2 separate regions of the Mus musculus genome follow, and region 2 is linked to region 1. Evidence: chromatin loops called from intact Hi-C (ENCODE). Cell type or tissue: gastrocnemius. All regions are shown on one strand. Links, peaks and the distances in the headings refer to the core of each region. The heading gives the core; the rest is flanking DNA. Region 1 has its middle 7.4 kb from the start of Vmn2r7. Region 2 has its middle 3.1 kb from the start of Vmn2r6.

The links. Peaks named below come from ENCODE experiments on the same cell type or tissue, not always from the same donor. Only the 100,000 strongest peaks of a DNase experiment are listed, where the experiment ranks them.
Region 2: it touches region 1 in a loop (12-fold over the local background); 11 of 42 quality-filtered maps call a loop at or near these places.

Annotation. Positions count from the first base shown.
Region 1 is chr3:64,725,524-64,728,450 of GRCm38, reverse strand. It overlaps the pseudogene Vmn2r-ps11. Among named protein-coding and RNA genes, the nearest start is that of Vmn2r7, 7.4 kb to the right of the region's middle. In gastrocnemius, for the core only: no CTCF peak of the experiment used is centred there; a DNase peak (open chromatin) is centred at 1,100.
Region 2 is chr3:64,561,408-64,564,334 of GRCm38, reverse strand. It overlaps a transcript of Vmn2r6 not described here. Among named protein-coding and RNA genes, the nearest start is that of Vmn2r6, 3.1 kb to the right of the region's middle. In gastrocnemius, for the core only: no CTCF peak of the experiment used is centred there; no DNase peak of the experiment used is centred there.

The sequences.
Region 1 (2,927 bases), core at 148-2,647:
CTAAATACCTAATAAAAATTTTTTTAAAAAAAGGAATAAAAACCTCTTGTTTTTGCAGTGATCTATAGTCAAGCTGTGTTTCTGGGGGTCATGTTCTCTACACCTGGGCCCCAGGGGTACAACACCATCATTTGTCTGAATCAGAGATTCTTAAACCTAAGTTCAAAATTCTTTGAAAGAAACAATCTCAGCTTGGTAGGCAAAAAAACAAAACAAAACAAAACAAAACAAAACAAAACAAAACAAAACACAACACAAGTTTCTCACTGCTAACTCTGGCAGCATTCTTGGTAGTATTGCATTTATTTTGACTCTGGAAGATGTACACCTCAGCCAGAGAATTTATAGCACTCATAGTAAAAAATGGTGGAGTGCCAGGATCATAAGAGAGGAAGAAAGATTCAACTAGTGAAGTGACTAGACCTAGATTCTGACCTTACAGACTTCACTCATGTCCTTTCTTTTTATGGGACTAAAAGAGTATATGGGCTTTTGGATCCCTATCTAAGCTTGCATTTGCCATGGTAGTGCATGTCTGCTCATTTATAAAAGGTAAAACAAAAGAGTCACCTGAGGTTGTGTGCTTGGAAATGAGGCATTGAGCTCCCACAGTTGTGCATTTCACAAGACCCCTCCCTGTGAGAGTACAGAGGAGGACTTTTGTCACCTTTTCTTGACCTTTGTTGACTTCTATGGCATTTAAAGGATGAAATCCCTGTTCCCTTGATAGAAATAGACCGTTTTTATGAAGGGTCCCAAACTGGATACCAAATGCTACTACACAAATCAGAAGCCTTCTCAATCTGAATCTAATTCATGATGCAAGAAAGATTAAGTCATAACGATACCATTTTAAAGTATAAAGTACCCATTTTAAAATAACAATATAACTTAGAATATTATGTCTTAGTAATTGTATTGTCTCTAGAATACAATGTCCTTTGAGAATTAGGACAAGTCACTGTGGGTGGTAAATATAATTTGCCAAGAGGTATCCTTGGCAACGAAATAGTAATTATCTCAAAACAGCTGCCCTCTGGGAAGAAAGGGAGGCCAGGCATCATTCTGAGGCATTCTGGAAAGGTTCTGGACTGAACCCAGAAGCTCAGTAGGGATTCTCATGTTATTATCACTGAGGAGTGGTCCCTAACCAATGAGACATTTTATTAGATGAATCCAAACTCTGAAAAGCATGTTGGGAGAGAGCCCCCAAGATTCAGGCTATTCACTAAGACTGGTCAGCAATACCTTGAAATTATAAGGAAGATTATAAAAGACCCAGAGCATTGGAAGTTGAAGACTCTGGAGACAAATGGCACACTGATAGCACTTGGTCAAGGCAAGAGTGTCAGTTCAGGGTAACTTATGAAGGTTGAGCCAGTGATGGGGAAATGAGGGCAGACTCCTAGTTCTCCAGTTAGTTAGAAATAAACAGTTTCTTTGGGAAACTCTTGAGTCAATGAGAGATAGACTATGCTTACCAACAGCTAAGACATCTTTCAATGAGGATCCAGTAGAGATAGTTAATGTACTTCATAGTGCAGTGTAGCCAGGGTGACTAATGATTCTAACGACGTCATGTGAAAAACAAACACATGTTAGTGTTACAGTAAGAAGAGTACTTGTGAAAGAACTGTTTTTAAAATGGGAAGGACTTTCTTTCACTACAATATTTTTATACATTGTAGATTTAGAAGCCATGTTCTCATATTCAATGAGATAATGTAGAGGAATATGAAAATTAAAAACTTGCACAAAATATAGCCCTTTAGTGTTTTATGTAAGCACTGTTTTTAATTGGACATGAATATGGAAACACAAAGCTGACTGGCTGTAAAACCATGAGAAAGAGGACAGCTCACCTCATTTGATTTCTTTCTCCCAGTAACTAATTTTTTTTTTTTGCCTATTAAAGATACTAGAGAGGTGAAGAAGTAAAAAATATAGGTAAATTATAGAAATTGGGAATGTAATTTTAAGTGTTGCTTTGATGTCTGTTTTCTTTCTTTTTCTTTCTTTCTTTTTTTGCTTGCAATGTTTTGGATTTTGCCAGGATCATTGAATGCATTCAGGAATATGATCTACAAGACCCTTGTAGCCCAGCATGTGTCTATATTATAGCTGGTTCTAAGTTTACTATGTAGCACGTTTAGTTTGTTATTAATCTTAATATTATAAATAAAACTTGTACAGCAAGGATTTTTAAAATGCTTTTATTCCTTCACTTTACATCCCAACATCATGGTCGGCTTTTCTTCCCAGTGCCTCTCACACTGATCTTCTCCCCATTCCCTGCTCCCTTCTTAGAGAAGGGGAAGAATGCCAGCAGTCATCTTTTTATCAGGTCCCTCCCAGTCCCTTTGCCCTACCCCATTTCCACAACTGCACATCAAGTCATAGCAGGATTAGGCATATCCTTTCCCACTGAAACCACACAAGGTTGCTCAGTTAGGGAAACAGGGAGAAGAGGCTGGTGACAGATTCAGGGTCCGCCCCCACTTCAGATGTTGGCAGACCCACTTGAAAACCAAGCTGCACTGCTGCTAAGGAGGCAACCTAGGTCCAGGCCATGCTCTCTCTTTGGTTGGTGATTTAGTCTCTGGGAGCTCACACTACTGCCCACAAATATTCCACAAGACACCCTGAGCTACATCTGATACAGTGATTTTAGTTTGTTATAAATTTCAGCATTATAAGTAAAACTTATTGATCAAGGTCTATTTATTTATTTATTTATTTATTTATTTATTTCTTTATTTATTTATTGGTTTCTATTTGTTCCTTAAAATGTAGTTGGGAGAAAAACCATGTGATCAAATGGTCCACATGTTTTCCATGATCCAAAATGTGTACTGAATTTTATTCTGACAATATTCTCTGAACTTTATTCTTAGGGTGTTAAGAGGGATGTTTGGAAACGAGTAGAC
Region 2 (2,927 bases), core at 317-2,816, 160 kb after region 1:
ACACAGGGATCCCAAGAAAGGAAAAGAAATGAAGTTATGAGAAGTTTGTACAACATTTGAGAGTGGTTCCTGGATAATAAAGAATAGAACACATAAAATTATATATTAGTAAAACAAAGTCAAAACACTCAGACTCTTAGAGAGTCAGTGTGTGCAATGTGCAGAAGCAGAAAGCTAGCAGAACTACTGACTTAATGGCTAAGTTGATTCTTTCTGGCCACTGCTTGGCAGCTTTGCCCATGTCACTTATCATTAGAGCTTCAGGTAGCATTAGAAAATTCAAGTAGCTGGTCTCAGAGCTCTGAGCTCTGAAGTATAACAAGTTAAAAATTAAAGTTTAAATAATGATAAGTTTATAATTATTATTTTGGCTAAAGGCTTGGGAATAGGGAAGCTTGAAACTTTGGGGAACAATTGTAATTCTTGATTCTTTGTGGGACGTGGTTATTATTTTGAATTTGATTTGGCAATGATTATACAATATATTTTTTCTACCTCCTTTTGGAGTATCAATGAAAGACTGGGGCAAGAAAAGGCCAAGAGAGCATGAGAAGAGCATGAGAAAAGTGAGTAAAGAAAGAATGTGAAGAGTGAGTCAGGAGAGAATGTGAGGTGTGTATGGTGTGTTTGTGTGTGAGTGAAAGGAGAGTGCATGTGGCATGTGTGTGTGTGTGTGTGTGTGTGTGTGTGTGTGTGTGTGTGTGTGTGTGTGACGTGTGTTAAGAGTGTCTGTGAGAGTTAATGGAGAATGCACAGAGGTGTGTGTGAGTGTGGGAGTTTGAGTAAAGAAAAGCACACAGGAGAAAAGCAGAGAGCACAGGAGAATGCAGAGTGTGTGCAGCCTCAAGCTGTGAGTGAACAAGAAAGAGAGAATGAGAGCAGAGAGTGAGATTGAAGAGAGAGAACCTTTAAGCCTTGAAAAATTCCCTGTCAGTTTGTACCCAAAAGGTAGTTTGTGTATATTTATTATGTACCTTCCATATATACCTGCTTCCAGTTGAGAACTCCTATTCTGTGTCAAGGCTGGGCCCTGACAATCTCTGTTTACAGTGGGAGTAGTTTTCTATAGAAGGTTCTCAGAAAGTCACTCCTCAGCCAATTCTCTTGGAACAGAAGCAGCAGTATCTAAAAGCTAGTTAAGGATATAGAATCAGGGGTTGCATACCACACCTGCAGAAGAGAATCTACATGTTCAAAGACATCTGTTGGTGTGTGTGAACACTGAGGTTTGAGAAGCTCAAATGCTGCACAATGTGCTGCAGCTTCACTGTTAACTGATACAAGCTCATTAAGTGCATTCTGGGAACTCTGCCTTATGTCTGAGGAAATGTTCACGATAGGATTCTGACTTGCAGAAAAACTTCTATTGCTACTGCTGACTCCTGAAAGTTATCGTATCAAAAACGGAATTCTCAATTCTCAAATATAACAATTATTGTCAGAAAAGGAAAGTTGGGACAGGACTAATGTCTCTTAATATGTGTATCTTATACAAGTACAAACATACAGAGATTAGACATAAAAATAATGCCAGAAATTAAAAGAAAACAAAACTTTAGTCTCCAATTCCATAGCCATAAAAACTGCATTTTTATTTTTTAATGTCTATTTTTGAGTGTTTTGAAAATAAACTTAAGATTGTTATAGTATGAGGGTAGGGCAGGTATTAATTGTATTAGACATAGTAACTAATATAGCAGACTTTTCCATTATGCTGTTTGGTCTTTATAGCTGTTTGGCTGTTTCTTACATGATATCAATATCAGTCACGAATCCTTTCCTTTTATACATGCTCCAAGTTATTACTGGAAGGAGCAACCTTCAGTATGGTTGCTGACCAATGAGATTTATGATGAGTCCCTAATTAACACTTTCCTCATTTCTCTAAATTGTTTCCATTTTCACAGTGAAGGTTATAAGAAGTGATATATATATATATATATATATATATATATATATATATACATACATACATACACACACACACATATATATATATATATATACACACATATATAAATTTTAGTTTTATATATTTAACATATTTCTTTAAAATTAGTTCTATATAATTAATTTCCACCATTAACATTCCACAGTTCCCTTAGTCACATGCAGTTCCAATGTTCTCCAAGCAGTTTACACTTTCTTCATGAAATGCAAATTCTCCTAGTTTGAGAACCCCTTACAAGACTACTTTATATAGAATTCAGAAGCTAGAGTGAATTTAATCTAATGTTACTTTCATTGTGTCATCATTTACTAAAACAGTAACTGCTTCATGAATTCAAGATGGGGTTTGGAGAAATTTCATTTGGAAATGAACAACTTTTGCAAGATACTAGTTTCAGGTGGCCATGGGTTAAACTAAATAAATAAGGAAGATTTAGATTATTCTGAAAATATTACAATGAAATAATACAAAGAAGAGAGCGTTTTATATCTTGCTTTGTTTAAGGCACACACAAGTTAAATTTATGACATGGGGGTTTTTGAAGGAAAAAAGGATATACAGTGTGTAATAGTACTGTGGGGATCATAATAGAAACTAATGAATGAAGGAAACTCTACCCAAATCTCACCTAATTACATTGAGATATTTTCTTTGTTAGTCTTTGGGCGGGGGGTAGTTCCATCCCTTCTATGCAGTTTTAATCATAGTAAGAGGCCCGCTGTTCATTTTAAGGCCAGTTCTATTTACACTACTATATGATCTTTCTATTCAATGATTTTTGAAAATAGAAAATGTTCCCACACAGTTTAGAAGCTACCACTGGATATTGAAGATTATTCCAGCTTTTTAAATATTCTAAATACCCAGTTTGAGGCAGATAGCTTTTATTCCTTTGGGAAGAACTAATTAATTTTTGACTAATTTAAAATTTTAGCTATAGGCTCAAAGCATGTGGATATTTTATAGATCTCAAAAA